Linked DNA regions of Homo sapiens: region 2 is linked to region 1. Evidence: read pairs that join two places in POLR2A ChIA-PET (ENCODE). Cell type or tissue: PC-9. All regions are shown on one strand. Links, peaks and the distances in the headings refer to the core of each region. The heading gives the core; the rest is flanking DNA. Region 1 has its middle 15 kb from the start of MIR4786. Region 2 has its middle 98 kb from the start of MIR4786.

What was found. ChIA-PET counts read pairs that join two places held together with the same protein. Peaks named below come from ENCODE experiments on the same cell type or tissue, not always from the same donor. Only the 100,000 strongest peaks of a DNase experiment are listed, where the experiment ranks them.
Region 2: POLR2A ChIA-PET joins it to region 1 with 10 read pairs; 2 of 35 experiments call an interaction of 5 or more read pairs at or near these places.

What each region holds. Positions count from the first base shown.
Region 1 is chr2:239,923,952-239,932,289 of GRCh38, reverse strand. It overlaps a transcript of NDUFA10 not described here. Among named protein-coding and RNA genes, the nearest start is that of MIR4786, 15 kb to the left of the region's middle. RefSeq lists a silencer at 3,165-3,386. In PC-9, for the core only: no CTCF peak of the experiment used is centred there; a DNase peak (open chromatin) is centred at 4,779; H3K27me3 peaks cover 3,044 bases.
Region 2 is chr2:239,840,562-239,848,899 of GRCh38, reverse strand. No RefSeq gene overlaps it. Among named protein-coding and RNA genes, the nearest start is that of MIR4786, 98 kb to the left of the region's middle. In PC-9, for the core only: no CTCF peak of the experiment used is centred there; no DNase peak of the experiment used is centred there; H3K27me3 peaks cover 2,318 bases.

The DNA of each region.
Region 1 (8,338 bases), core at 216-8,215:
TAAGGGTTTCAGCCAAGCAATGAATTAATAGATTCTTGGTGCTAAGAGGCAAAAGGGTATTTGGGTTTTTGTTTCCCATTTTTTCGCAAAATATAAAGATGTCTATTCAATAAACATGAAAAAGGAACCATGTGTGATTAAAGGAGCAGAGGTGCAGGCCGGGCGCGGTGGCTCACGCCTGTAATCCCAGCACTTTGGGAGGCCGAAGAGGGTGGATCACGAGGTCAGGAGATTGAGACCATCCTGGCTAATATGGTGAAACCCCGTCTCTACTAAAAATACAAAAAATAGCTGGGCGTGGTGATGGGCGCCTGTGGTCCCAGCTACTTGGGAGGCTGAGGCAGGAGAATGGCGTGAACCCGGGAGGCGGAGCTTGCAGTGAGCCGAGATCGCACCACTGCACTCCAGCCTGGGCCACAGAGCGAGACTCCGTCTCAAAAAAAAAAAAAAAAAAAAAAGCAGAGGTGCAGATGAAGGGCGGCTCTTCAGAGCCCAGTACTGTGAGTGTGATTTGTCCAGAGGGATGGAGGCTCTTGGGGAGCCCCAGGGCAGCTGTCTTCTCACAGGACGTTACAGCTTGGGGGCCGCTATGGCCTGTGGGCCAGCCTTCTCATCTTGCTGAGCTTGTATTCATTCACTGAGTAAACACTGACTGGGCACCTGCTGTGTGCCAAGCACTGGTTTGGGCGCTTGGAGATCTGGAGGGCACAGTGCAGGTGGAGACCCTGCTTGGGGGAAAGACGCTGTGGCGAGGAGACCCCGCTTGGTGGAAAGACGCTGTGGCGAGGCGAGTGGTGTCCCCAGAACGTGTCCACCTGGGACTTGTGAATGTGACCTCATTTGGAAAAGGGATCTTTGCAGATATGTTAGTTAAGGATACTGAGATGAGCTCATCCTGGCTTTCGGGCACATCCTCATCCAATGACAAGTGTCATCGAAGGAGAGGGAGGGGGCTGTGTGAGGACGGGCAGGGGCTGGAGCGAGGTGCCTGCATGCCAGGGGTGCTGGGCACCTCCAGAGAGGCCCGGAACAGCTTCTTTCCTGCAGCCCTGCAGACACCTTGATTTCTGCAGAAGTGAGAGAGACTACATCATGTGGATTAAGCCGGTCTGCCCCAAAGAGCTCATGCCTGTGGCCAGGGTGAAAGTTGCTGTTCAGATGCTCACAGGGAAAAGCCAATGGGACCAGAAGCACTCAATTTAGCAAATCAAGTCACTGCTCTGCTCAAAACCCTCCGAGGCTCCCACGGCCCTAAAAAGCTAAACGCCATTCTCCACAGGGCCCTACTGCCCCCTGACCTCCCTCCCTGCCACACCCCTCCTGGACCCTGCCCCCCCTCCTGGGCATGCTGTACCCGTCCACCAGGACCCTGCGGCCTCCTGACCTCCCTCCCTGCCACACCCCTCCTGGACCCTGCCCCCCCTCCTGGGCATGCTGTACCCGTCCACCAGGACCCTGCGGCCTCCTGACCTCCCTCCCTGCCACACCCCTCCTGGACCCTGCCCCTCCTCCTGAGCTCGCTGTACCCATCCACCGGGGCCTCCATGCCTGCTGTTCCCCTGCCAGGAACTCTTCTGCACGCCCTCTGGTCCGGCTCCCGGTGCATCCTTGCCTTCCACCTCCCTGTTTCCCACAACCCCGCCCTGTGTACCTTTCCTTCCTGGTGCTCACCACTGATTGGCCGGGTGCCACCTGTGAGTCTGTAGAGCTCTTTGGGGGCGGCAGGCAGGGTCAGCAGAGGCTGCGGACAGCGGGGTGCAGAGGGACTGGAGCCACTGCCTGCAGACAGGCAGGACCGTCTTTCTGCTTGGTGTGACCTGGTCATTTCTCTCGGCGAAGTGGCGATCAGGACGGGATCCATGGGGACGGGGTCAGGAAAGGTCTCTGAGGAGGGCATCCTGGGAGATGATCTGCATGCACGGCTGAAGGAGGAAATTTGCAGGGGATGTGAAGGTCATGGCAAAGGTCAGAGCAGGGGCAATGGAGGAGCAGGGGTGGCAGAGGAGCAGGGGTGGTGGAGAAGCAGGGCTGGCGGAGGACTAGGGGCGGTGGAGAAGCAGGGCTGGCTGAGGAGCAGGGGCAGTGGAGAAGCAGGGCTGGTGGAGGAGCAGGGGCGGTGGAGAAGCAGGGGCAGCGGAGGAGCAGGGGCAGTGGAGGAGCAGGACTGGTGGAGGAGCAGGGGCAGTTGAGAAGCAGGACTGGCTGAGGAGCAGGGGCGGTGGAGAAGCAGGGGCAGCGGAGGAGCAGGGGCAGTGGAGGAGCAGGACTGGTGGAGGAGCAGGGGCAGTTGAGAAGCAGGACTGGCTGAGGAGCAGGGGCGGTGGAGAAGCAGGGGCAGCGGAGGAGCAGGGGCAGTGGAGGAGCAGGGGCAGTGGAGGAGCAGGACTGGTGGAGGAGCAGGGGCAGTGGAGGAGCAGGGCTGGCTGAGGAGCAGGGGCAGTGGGAGAGCAGGGCCGGCGGAGGAGCAAGAGCAGTGGAGGAGCAGGGGCAGTGGAGGAGCAGGGCTGGTGGAGAAGCAGGGGCAGTGGAGGAGCAAGAGCAGTGGAGAAGCAGGGCTGGTGGAGAAGCAGGGCCGGCGGAGGAGCAAGAGCAGTGGAGGAGCAGGGGCAGTGGAGGAGCAGGGGTGGTGGAGAAGCAGGGGCGGTGGAGGAGCAAGAGCAGTGGAGGAGCAGGGCTGGTGGAGAAGCAGGGCCGGCGGAGGAGCAGGGCAGCTTGCTGGAGCAGCAAGGGCTGCCGCACTTCCCGGGCTTGTGAGGTGCACTAGCCTCCCACAAGAAGGAAAATCACCACTGATTAAATAACGTTGAGAGGTGAGGAAACACTGCCATGGCTTATTTTGCATTCCTTGCAAGAGCTCTTTTTGACTCATTTTTTCCTTTTTATGGAGGCTCAGGAGTGAGACCTGAGACCACAAGAGAAATGGCCTCGTGAGACCCTGGCCCCTCCTTCCCATTCTCAACCACCTTCGACAACTCAGTCATCGGTGTCTGCGTCTCTGCCCGGTACCGTCCTCCGTAACCCATGGGTGGCTGATGCAGCCATTGTCCCTGTCTCCAGGGCAGCAGCCAGGCCACCGGTTGGTGCCAAGCACGCACATCACTGCAGTGTCAGGGCAGCGTCTCGCCTGGGTGGCTGCATCCCGGCTTTGGAGACGCCGGGTGGCGATCTTGTTACGATCTCGTTAGCCAGATGCAGCGTTCTCTTCATTTTTAAAGAGCAGTGGGAAGGCACGGGAGGGGGTTCAAGCCTGCTTTGGTTCTTGTCTTCAGCTCACCGGGCGCCAGTGGGGAGCACTGGACAGAGACAGGAGTAGGTGCAGGAGGAAGAGTCGGGGGCTCCTGACCTCGGGAGTGGGATCCGGGTGGCCGCGGGGCGATGGGAGACAAAGCGTTTCGGAGTCAAGGCTGGGAGGATTCGCGGAGGATCCGCTGATGGGAGGAGTGGGGTGAAGGAGCAACCACACAGGCTCCGAGGTTGGGCCTGGGCTGCTTGGAACACGGATACCACCTGTTTGGAAGGGACGCTGCAGGGAACGCGGAAGGGTCTGACATCCTTGCACAGAGGGACCTGGAGCGGGATGTCCGGTGGTTGGCTGGGTGCCTCTGGAGCAGGTGAGGCAGGGCTTGGAGACAGCTTGGGAATCACAGGTGAGAGTGTCCCCCAGGGCCCTGGATGAGGTCACCTGTGGGGAGAGCATAGTTGGAAACGAGATGTCGCTGTCACAGCTCCAGGGTGGGAGACAGGAACTGCATTAAACCCAGCAGCGGCTCGCGGTGGGCCAGGGCCGAGGAGTCTGGCGTGGATTCGGGGGATTTCCTGCCATGAGGAACTGACTTCACAGAATAATAATCACAATAGAAGTAATTTTCAGATCGCAAGTGGTTTTCCTTTTTCCTCTTTGTGTTCTCTTTCCAGCTCTGTATTTCATCTTGTCTTTTGCCTTCTTTTCTTTAGTCATGATTCATGGAATTCATGTGCTCCTTTATTTCTTGGAAAACATGAAAGCAGTTGAGGTATACATTTTCTTCTGTTATGGAACAATTATGCCTTCAAAGTGGCATTGGTACCTGCCTTTTTTTTTCTGTTACATTTGTTTTCTTCTTTTGTTATTTTTTTTTTAAAGTCCTGGAATCTTTGTACAGACCTTCTGCTCCTTACTCGCGTTTGTGGTGGGGGCTGTGCTGGGGTCTGCTGTTTTCCCATGTGGGATGGGAGGGCCCTTCTTGACTTCAGTCGCTCTTTACCTGGGTACTGGTGTTTTGTGTCTTTGCTTTTAACTTTTAATTTGATGACTACACATGCACAAGAAATTGCAAACGCAGCATGCAGAAGTCCCCTGTGTCCTTGCCCAGCACCCCCACAGCCACCGTATTGGGGTACCAGGGACCTGACAGTGATGGGCCCACCAGCCTTGCCGAGTTTTTGCCAGCTTTCCTCACACTCATTTGTTGTTCCATGTGGTTTTATAGAATTTTGCCACCTGTGGCGGCTGCCACGCTGATGTCATCGTGTGAATCTCCCTCAGGCTGTCCCCAGTCGCCACCCAGGCTCCTCCCCTTGCCCCACCCCTAACCCTGGCAACCAGGAAGCTGTTCTGCAGCTCTGTGATTTTGTCATTTTGAGAATTTTGTATAAATGGAATTGTGCGGCATGTGACCTTTAGAGATTAACTTTTAAAATTCAGCCTAATGCCCTTGAGCCCCCTCCAGGCTGTGAGAGTGGCAATACAGTCATGCTTTGTGTAATGACGGGGATACATCCTGAGGACTGCACCGTTAGGTCGGTGAGTCAGCCAGTGGGTGGGGAGTGAACGTGAGGGCCTGGGACATGACTGTGCACTGCTGCAGACTTTATAGACATTGCACACTTAGGCTAAACTCAATTTATCGTTAAAAGTTTTCTTTCTTCAGTAAGCTAACCTTAGCTTACTCTAAGTCTTTTACTTCATACACTTTTTGATATTTTTTAACTTTCTGACTCTTTTATAATAACATTTACCTTAAAATACATGTTACAGCTCTATATTCTTTCTTCATATCCTTATTCTATAAGCTTTATTCTATTACTTTTTTAACTTTTAAAACTTTAAAAAAATACTAAGGCACAAATGCACACATTAGCCTAGGTCTACATACGGTCAGGATCATCCATGTCTGATAGGGTATAACTGTGTCCCCACCCAAGTCTCATCTTGAATTGTAGCTCCCATAATCCCCATGTGTTGTGGGAGGGACCTGGTGGGAGGCCGTTGAATCGTGGGGGTGGATCTTTCCCATGCTGTTCTTGTCACAGTGAATCAGTCTCATGGGATCTGGTGGTTTTATAAAGAGAAGCTCCCCTGCACACACTTTCTTGCCTGCCACCATGTAAGACGTGTCTTGCTTCCCCTTCGCTCTCCACCATGATTGTGAGGCCTCCCCAGCCATGTGGAACTGTGAGTCCATTAAACCTCTTTCCTTTATGAATTACCCGGTCTCGGGTACGTCTTTATTAGCAGCATGAGGACAGACTAATATGACGTCACTGTCTTCCACCTCCACCTCCTGTCCCACTGGAAGGTCTTCAGGAGCAGTAGCACACATGGAATTGTTCTCCCCTGTGGTAATGATGCCTTCTTCTGAATACCTCCTGAAGGACTTATCTGAGGCTGTTTTACAGGTATCTATTTTTTTTTATAAGTAGGAGGAGTACACTCCAAAATTATGATAAAAAGTATAGTGTACTAAAAATATAATCCAGAAATATCGTCAGTTATTTTCATCAGTATTATGTACTGTACATAATTGCATGTGCTAGACTTGTATATGACTGGCACACAGTAGGTTTGCTTACACCAGCCTCATCACAGACAAGCTATGACATATGCTGGCTACAGTGTCACTAGGGGATAGGATTTCTTCAGCTTCATTATAGTCTCATGGGACCACTGTAGCATATTTGGTCTGTTGTTGACTGAAGCATTGTATGCTAGTTTTTTCTGTTTATTGCTGAGCTCACATTACCAGTGTACCACAGTTTGTTTAACCATTCACCCATTGAAGGAAATTGACATCGTTTCCAGATTTTGACAATTATGAATAAAGCCGCTATGAACATTGATATACAAGTTTTTGTGTAGACAGAAAGTTTCATTCCTCTGGTGTAAATGCCCAGAAGTGTAATTGCTGGATCGTAGGGTAAGTGTATGTTTAATTTTTTATCAGAGACTCCAAAATGTTTCCCAGAGTGGGGTACCACCTTACATTCCCACCAATGATGTGTGAAGGACAATCTCTCAGCATCCTCGTCAGGCTTTGGTGTGGTCTCTATTTTTAATTTTAGTTGCTCTGAAAGATGTATAGTGATATTTCATTGTGGTCTTCATTTCTCTAGTGACTGGTGATGTTAACATGTTTTCATGTGCTAATCTGTATATCCTCTTTGTGAAATATCTGTTCATGTCTTTTGCACATTTTCTAACTGGACTGAGCTGATCATTGTTGAGATTTGAGACCTTCTTTATGTATTTCAGATTTTGTCCTCTGCCAGGTGATCTCCCACCTTGTAGCTTGTCTTTTCATTCTGTCACTAGGGCTTTTCACAGAGCAAAAACTTAAATTTGCGTGAGGTCCAATTTTATGTATATTTTTTAATTGATAATACTTTACGAGTCAAGTCTTAAGAATTCTTCACCTAACCCTAGATCTCAAAGATGACCTTCTCTGTTGTTTTCTGCAAGTTTAGTAGTTTTACACTTTACATTTAAGTCTGTGGTCCATTGTGAGTTAATTTTTGTACATAAAGGGAGACTTAGGTCGCAGTTCATTTCTTTTGCCAATGGATGTTCACTCACTTCAGCACCATTTATTTGTAGAAAGACTATCCCTTCCCCATTGAATTGCTTTTGCACCTTTGTCAAACATCAATTGGAAGTACTTGTATGGATCTGTTTCTAGGTTCTTTATTCTGTTCTCTTTTCTCTCTGTTTCTCTATAGTCTTGATTACCGTAATGATGGAGTAAAAATTAAAATCAGGTAGAGTGATTCCTCCCACATTTTTCTTCTTTTTCAAAATTTGTTTAAGCTAGTCTAGTTTATTTTCCTTTCCATATAAAATATAAGATATGCTTATTCACATCTGCACAGATTTCTGCTAGGATTTTAATAAGAACTACACTAAGACTATAGATGAATTTAGGGAGAATTGAGTTTTCCAATTCATGAATGTGGTATTTCTCTCCATCTATTTAGATCTTATTTTACTTATCTCATTAACATTTTGTAGTTTTCAACATACAGATCCTGCACATGGCATGTTTATTTATACATAGGTAATTTTTTGAGTTATTGTAAATACACTGCATTGTATTTTTAATTTCAGTTTCTATGGGCTCATTGCTATTATACAGAAATACAATAATTTTTACGTGTGTTGTTCTTGTATCCTGCAGCCTTGATGAACACGCATTAGTTCTAAGAATTTTAAAATAATTGAGGGGAGATAATTTCTATGTATACCATCATGTCATCTGCAAATAAGAAGAGTTTTTCTTTATTTTTTTCCAATCTCTATGCCATTTGTTTTCCTTTCTTGACTTACTACTCTAGTTAGGATTTTTGGTCCTACATTGAATAGGAGTGGTAATAGTAGACATCTCCAACTTCTTAATGATATTCAGGATCCGAGTCTTTTATCATTAAGTGTTATGTTAGCTGTGATTTCTTTTTTTTGGTAAATGTTCTTTATCGAGTTGAGGAAGTTCCTCTCTCTACCTGTTTGCCGAGAGGTTTTTTTTTAACATCATAAATCAGTGGGTTGACTTTTGTCAAGTACATTTTCTGCATCATCAATTGATATGATAATGTGAGTTTTTCTTCTTTACCTGTTTACCTGTTGATGGTGTATTATATTATTTTCAATGAACCCTACTTTGCATTCCTGCAATAAAACCCACTTGATTGTGGGGTATGATTCTTTTTTTAATGTGATGTTTGATTGAATTTGCTAGTGTTTTGCTGGGGATGTTTGTATCTAAGTTCATGAAGGATATTGATATTTTTCATTTTTGTGCTTCCTTTTTCAGGTTTTTATTAAGGTAATACCAGTCGCATAAAATGAAAAAGGATATGCTTTTTTCTCTTTTATTTTCTGGAAGAGACTGTGTATAATTGGCACTAATTACTCTTTGAATGTTTGGTAGAATTCTCCACTGATACCACCTGGGCATGGAGACTTTTAAAGAAGCTTTTAAATTAAAGATTAAATGCATTTTATATTGGATGAGCTGTAGTTTTCAAGTAATTGATCCATGTCATCTAAGTTGTGAAATTTATGTGTGCAGTAATGTTTGTAATATTT
Region 2 (8,338 bases), core at 191-8,190, 83 kb after region 1:
GCGAATTCTCTTAGCATTTGTTTATCTGAAAAAGACCCTATCTTTCCTTCATCTATGAAGCTTTGTTTCTCTGGCTACAAAATTCTTGGCTGATAATTGTTTTGTTTAAGGAGGTTGAATATAAGGCCCCAATCCCTTCTAGCTTGTAGGATTTCTGCTGATAAATCTGCTGTTAATCTGATAGGTTTTCCTTTATAGGTTACCTGGTGTTTTTGCCTCCCAGCTCTTAAGATTCTTTCCTTCATCTTGACTATAGATAATCTGTTGACAATGTACCTAGGCAATGATCTTTTTGTGATGAATCTCCCAGGTGTTTTTTGAGCTTCTTGTATTTGGATGTCTTGGTCTCTAGCAAGACTGGGAAGTTTTCCTTGATTATTTCTCCAAATATGTTTTCCAAACTTTTAGATTTCTCTTTTTCCTCAGGAACACCAATTATTCTTGGGTTTGGTCATTTAACATAATCCTAAACTTCTTCAAGGCTTTGTTCATTTTTTAAATTCTTTTTTCTTTATCCTTGTTGGATTGGGTGAATTTTAAAACCTTGTATTTGAGCTCTGAAGTTCTTTCTTCTGCTTGTTCGATTCGATGGCTGAGACTTTGCAGAGAGTTTTGCATTTCTCTGTGTCCTTTATTTCCTGAAGTTGTGACTGTTTTTTATTTATGCTGTCTATTTCTCTGAATACTTCTCCCCTCATTTCTTGTATCATTTTTTTCCCCTTAAATTGGACTTCTCCTTTCTCTCATGTCTCCTCATTAGCTTAACAATCAACCTTCTCAATTCTTTTTCAGGTAAATCAGGGATTTCTTCTTGGTTTGGATCCATTGCTGGTGAGCTAGTGTGATTTTTTGGGGGGTGTTAAAGACCTTGTTTTGTCATATTACCAGAAGTGTTTTTCTGGTTCCTTCTCATTTGGATAGGCTATGTCACAGGGAGGATCTGGAGCTCCAGAAGGCTGCAGTTCAGATTCTCTTTTTTTTTTTTTTTTTGATGGAGCCTCGCTCTGTTGTCCAGGCTGGAGTGCAGTGGCATGATCTCAGCTCATTGCAAGCTCCACCTCCTGGGTCCATGCCATTCTCCTCCCTCGGCCTCCCAAGTAGCTGGGACTACAGGTACCCACCACTGCGCTCGGCTAATTTTTTGTATTTTTAGTAGAGACAGGGTTTCACTGTGTTAGCCAGGATGGTCTCGATCTCCTGACCTCATGATCCACCCTCCTTGGCCTCCCCAAGTGCTGGGATTACAGGCATGAGCCACCCCACCCGGCCAAGGCTGCTGTTCAGATTCTTTTGTCCCATGGGGTGTTTCCTTGATGTAGTGCTCTCCCCCTTTTTCCTAGGGATGTGGCTTCCTGAGAGACAAGCTGTAGTGATTGTTATCTCTCTTCTGGATCTAGCCACCCCGCAGGGCCACCAGGCTCCAAGCTGGTACCGGGGGTTGTCTGCACAGAGTCCTGTGATATGAACTATCTTTATATCTCTCAGCCATGGATACCTGAACCTGCTCCGGTAGAGGTGGCAGGGGAGTGAAATGGACTCTGTCCTTAGTTTTGGTTATTTAATGCACGATTTTTTTGCGGTTGGTTTCCTGCCAGGAGGTGGCAATTTCAAGAGAGCATCAGCTGTGGTAGTATGGATCAGGCAGTGGACAAGCCCTAGAACTCCCAAGAGAATATGCCCTTTGTCTTCAGCTACCAGAGTGGGCAGGGAAGGACCATCAGGTGGGGGCAGGATTAGGAATGTCTGAGCTCAGAATCTCCTTGGGTGGGGCTTGCTGAGGCTGCTGTGGGGGATGGGGGTGTGGTTCCCAGGTCAATGGAGTTATGTTCTCAGGAGGATTACGGCTGCTGCTGCTGTGTCATGTGGGTTTTCAGGGAAGTGGGGGGAAGCCGGCAGTTATAGGCCTCACCCAGCTCCCACACAGCCCAAAAGGCTGGTCTCACTTCCACTGTGCCCACCCCTCCAACAGCACCAAGTTCGTTTCCAGGTAGTGGGTGAGCAGGGCTGAGAACTTGCCCCAGGCTACCAGCCTCTCAGCTTAGAGAGCAAGCAGGTCTTTTGTGCCTCCCCACCTGTAGAGTCTGCACACCAGATTTATGCCTTCCCCCAAGTTCTGGCCAGGAGACTTCAGGTTTGTTTGGAATTGTTATAAATTGACTCAACTCCAGGTAAGGTCAAATCCTTCTCCCATGATCTAGATCTTCAGGTTCCCCAGTGAGGGTGTGTGTTCTGGGGTGGACAGTCCCCCTTTCCCACTTTCACAGCTTGGGCGCTCACGGTGTTTGGGTTGTCTCCCAGGTCCTACAGGAGTAATCCACTTCCTTCAGAGGGTCTGTGGATTCTCTCAGCTTTCCTGATGTGTTCCTGCAGTAGTTCTGGAGCAAAAGTTCACAATGCGAGTCTCCACATGCTGTTCTGTCTGTCTTAGTGGGAGCTGCAATCTAGTCCTGCTTCCTATCTGTTATTTCCCTCTCTGTCTATTATGAAGTTTTCAAGTCAAAATAACATCAGCTACAGTTAATGGATAAGGACCACACAATATATACAAAAGTAAATTAAGGGAACATTAATAATTTTTTTTTGGAAAGAGGGAAAAATCTAGAATATTTTCATGAAACCAAAGTTTAGTTGCTATCAGCTTAAAATAACATATTATAACTACAAAACCCTTTATGTCAGCCCCATGATAACCACAAAGAAAGAAATTACAGCAGATACACAAATGAGAAAGAGAAAGGAAACACAGCTTAGCACCTTAGAAAACCATCAAACCACAAAGGTAAACAACAAGAGAGGAAGAAAGGAACAAAGGATCAACAAAACAACCAGAGAAATGTTAACAGAATGGCAGGAATAAGTTCTTGTCTATCAATAATACCTTTGAATGTAAATGGATTAAATTATCTGATTAAAATATATAGAGTAACCAAAATTAACAACAAAAAAGACCCAACTATATGTTGCCTACAAGAGACTCACCTCATTGTTAAAGACAGACTGAGAATAAAGGAATGGAAAAAAATTTTTCATGCAACCAGAACCCAAAAGCAAGTAAGGGTAGCCATACTTATATCAGATAAAATAAATTTTAAGTCAAAAACTGTACAAGGAAACAAGTAGGTCATTAGATAATGATAGGGATCCCTATTTGATACACAGGGATCAATTCATCAAGAAGATATAAAAATTGTAATTATATATGCACCCAACACCAGAGCACCCAGATACATAAAGCAAATATTATTAGACTTAAAGAGAGAGATAGACTCCAATACAATAATAGTAGGGTATGTCAGCACCTACTTTCAACAACAGATATATTATCTAGACAAAAAAGTCAACAAAGAAACACTGGACTGAAACTGAACCATAGATCAAATGTACCTCACAGATATTGAAAGAACATTCCACTTGGAAGCTACAGAATACACATTCTTCTCAACTGCACGTGGAACATTCTGCTGGATAGATCACATTAGGCTACAAAACTAGTTAAGAAACTTAAGAAGACAGAGATTATATCAAGTATCTTTTCTGACCCCAGTGGTATAAAACTGGAAATGAACAATAAGAAAAACTTTGGAAACTTTATAAATACATGGAAACTTGTCAACATGCTCCTAAGCAACCAGTGGGTCAATGAAGAAATTAAAAGAGAAATTAAAAATTTCCTTGAGACAAATGAGAATGGAAACACATCATACCAAAAACCTATGGGACACAGTAAAGCAGTTCTAAGAGGAAAGTTCATAGCAATAAATGACTATATTAAAAAAGAAGAAAGATTTCTAATAAACAATCTAAAGATACACTTCAAGAAACTAGAAAAATAAGAACAAACTAACCCAAAATTTGTAGAAGGATGGAAATAATAAAGTTCAGAGTAGAAATAAATGAAAGAGGTTTAAAAAATTGTTAAGATCAATAAAACAAAGAGTTAGATATTTGAAAGGATAAACAAAATTGACAAGCCTTTTGCTAGATTAAGAAAATAAAAGAGAAGACTCAAATAAATAAAACCAGAGATGAAAAAAGAGACATTATACCTGGCACCACAGAGATACAAAGTATGATAAAAAATGATTATGAATAACTACACCAACAATTTCTTTTTAGACAGGGTCTCACTCTGTCACCAGACTGGAGTGCAGTGGCGTGAGCTGGATCATAGCTCACTGTAACCTTGAACTCCTAGGCTCAAATGATCCTCCTCCCTCAGTCTCTCAAGTAGCTGGGACTACAGGATTGCACCACCACAACCTGCTAACTTTTTATTTTTTGTAGAGATAGGGTCTTGCTATATTGCCCAGGCTGGGTCAACAAATTTGATAACTCAGAAGAAACAGATAAATTTCTAATCACATATAAACTACCAAGATTAAATTATAAAAAAATAGAAAATCAGAGCAGACTGATAATGAGTGAGGAAATTAAATAAGTAATAACAAGCCTTCCTTTAAAGAGAAGCCCAGGACCTGATGGCTTCACTGCTGAATTCTGCCAAGCTTTTAAGAATAATAATACAAATTCTCCTCAAACGATTCCAGAAAACTGAAGAGGAGGGAATATGTACAAACCCATTTTGTGAGGACACCATTACCTTAATTCTAAAACCAGACAGGGATGCAAAAACAACAATAACAATGAAAACTACAGGCCAATATCTCTGATAAACATAGATGCAAAAATTATCAACAACGTACTAGCAAATTGAATCAAACAGCACGTTAAGAAGATCATTCACTATGGTAAAGCACATTTCATCTTAGGGATACAAAGATGGTTTAACACACAAATCAATAAATGTGATATACCACATTAACAGAAAGAAAGACAAAAATCATACGATAATTTCAATAGACACAGAAAAAGCATTTGACTAAATTTAACATTTCTTCTCTCAAAAAATTTGGTATAGAAGTTATGTCCCTCAACATGATAAAGGCCATTTATGACAAACCAACAGCTAACGTCAGAATGAATGATGAAAATAATATCAGGAACCAGACAAGGATGCTCACTTTCACCAATTCTATTCAAGATAGTAGTAGAAGGCTTAGCCAGAGCAATTAGGCAAGAAAAAGAAATAAAAGGCATCCACATTGAAAAGGAGAAAGTTAAATTGTTCCTATTTGCATAAAATACAATCTTATGTATAGAAACCCCTAAAAACCACCAAAAGCCTGTTAGACCTAATTTTAAAAATTCAGTAAATTTGCAGGGTATAAAATCAACATAAAAAAATCTGTAGTATTTCTACATGCTAATAGTGAACCATCTGAAAAAGAACTGAAGAAAATAATTCCATTTAGAATAGCTACAAAAAATAAGCTAGCTAGGAATAAACTTAACCAAGGATGTGAAGATCTCTACACTGGAAACTATAATACTTTGATGAAAGAAATTGAATGGGACACAAATAGATAGAAAAATATTCTGCATTCATAAATTGAAAGAATATTTTTAAATGGCTATATTATTTAAAGCAATCTACAGATTTAATGCAATTCCTATCAAAATACCAATGTCATTCTTCACAGTCATAGAAAAAAAACCCTAAAATTAATATAGAACAACAAAAGACACTGACTAGCCAAAGCAATCCTGAACAAAAAGAACAAAGCTGAAGGCATCACACTACCTGACTTCAAAATTTATTATGAAGCTATAGCAACTAAAACAGCACGGTACTGGCATAAAAACAGACACATAGACCAGTGGAACAGAATAGAGAGGTCAGAAATAAATTCACACATCTACAGCCAATTGATTTTTGACAAAGGTGACAAGAACTCACATTGAGGAAGAGATAATCTTTTTAATAAACTGTGCTGGGAAAATTGTATATCAACATGCAAAAGAATGAGGCTAAATCCCTACTTCTCACCATATAAAAAAATCAACTCAAAATGGATTAAAAACTTAAAAAATCTGAAGCTATGAGGCTACTAGAAAAAAAACAGGGGAAACACTTTGCAACATTGGGTTGGGCAAGGACTTTTAAAATAAGAACATAAAAGAATAGAAAAAAAACCAAAATGGACAAGTGGGATTACATCAAACTAAAAAGATTTTGCATGGAGTGAAAACTATTAAGAGTGAAGTGACAACCTGCAGAATGAGAGAAAATATTTGCAGTCTATTTGTCTGGGAAGGGGTTAATATCTAGAATGTATGAGGAATTTAACACAATTCAGCAGAAAAAAAATTTTAAATGGGCAAAAGATGTTTTCTTTTGACATTTCTCAAAAGAAGACATATTTGAGAAATGTCAAAAGAAAACATACAAATAGCCAACAGATTTATGGAAAATATTCAACATCAGTAATCATCAGGGAAATGCAAATCAAAACCACTGTGAGATACCACTCACTCCAATTAGAATGGCTCCTATTGATAAAACAAAAGAAAACAAGTGTTGGCAAGGATGTGAAGAAAAGGAAACTCTTACACATTGTTAGTGGGATTGTAAACTAGTAAAGCTGTTACGGAAAACAGTATGAAGATTCCTCAATAAATTAAAAATAGTACTACTATATAATCCCACAATTCCACTACTGGGTATATATCCAAAGGAAATGAAATCAGTATGTCAAAGAGATATCTGCACTCCCATGTTGATCGCAGCAGTAGTTACAATAGCCAAGACATGGAATCAACTTAAGTGCTCAACAGTGAATGAAAGGATAAATAAAATGTGGGACTTATACACAATGGAATACTATTCAGCCATAAAAAAAGAAGGAAATCTGATCATTTGCAACAACTTAAATGAACCTGGAGGGCATCATGTTAAGTGAAATAAGCCAGACGAAGAAAGACAGATACCATATGATCTCACTCATATGTGGAATCGAAAACAAACAAAAAGGTCGCTACCACAGAAGTAGGGAGTAGAACATGGTTACCAGAGACTAGGGTGGAGACAAGAGAGGGAAACGGGGAGAGGTTCATCAACAGGTACGAAGTTGCAGTTGGGAGGAATAAATTATGATGTTTGTGTGCACAGCCAGGTGATGGTGGTTAATAGTAAGGTATTGTATATTACAACACAGCTGGAAGGGAGGCATTTGAATGTTCTCACCACCAAGGAATGATAAATACATGAGATGCTGGATATACTAGATACCCTGATTGAATCATTATACAACACAGATGTGTATCAAAACATCAAATTCTATCCCATAAGTATGTACAATTATGTCAATTAAAATTCATTAATTTTGAAAGATTTTTTTATAGAACTTGACAAAGTGATCCTAAAATTCATATGCAAGCATACATTTCAAGCAACTTAAAATAGAAAAGCAAAGAGTTTTGTTTTTAAAAATTTACTCTACCAAATATGAAAGAACAAGGTTGGTATTTACAACAGTGAGTGAGTCATAGTGTGGACATAGACACCTGTATCAGTGAAACAACAGAAGCTCCAGAAAGAGGCTGTTTGTATGTGTGACCTGGGTCCATATAGAAGCAGCCTCCCAGACCAGTAAGGAAAGGACAGGCCATTCAATAGAAAGTGCTGAGAAAACTGGTACCCATGTGGGAAACATTCTATTTCTACCTCACACCATAGACATAAATAAATTCCGGATATATGTAATGAAAAATGAAATTTTTAAAAATGGAGCTCTAAGATTATCTTATTTAAATGTAAGATACAATATTTTTCATATTTACACGTAGAAGACGGTGTTTAAAAAAGACTTCAAAGCAAAATTCATATAATAAACATATTGATAACACTGGTTATGTAAAATTTAGATTTTTGCATGACATTAAGATATAAAAAACTAAGCTAAAAATAAGAACAAATGGCCAGGCGCAATGGCTCACGCCTGTAATCCCAGAACTTTGGGAGGCCGAGGCAGGTGGATCACGAGGTCAGGAGATCGAGACCATCCTGGCTAACACAGTGAAACCCCGTCTCTACTAAAAATACAAAAAATTAGCCGGGCGTGGTAGCAGGTGCCTGTGGTCCCAGCTACTTGGGAGGCTGAGGCAGGAGAATGGAGTGAACCTGGGAGTTGGAGCTTGCAGTGAGCCGAGATCACGCCACTGCACTCCAGCCTGGGCAACAGAGCAAGACTCCGTCTCAAAATAAATAAATAAATAAATAAATAAATAAATAAATAAATAAGAACAAACTGGAAAAAATGTCATTGCTATCCAGGCAAAGATGAGTGATCCAAAACATATAAAGGGATCCTGCACACGCCCAAGAGACAAATAGCCTAGCAGAAAATGGGCAAAGATCTGAGTAGCAAACTGCATAAGAAGAAATAGGAACGGCCAATAAACATCCAAACAGGGGCTCACTGTCATTGGCAATCAGAGA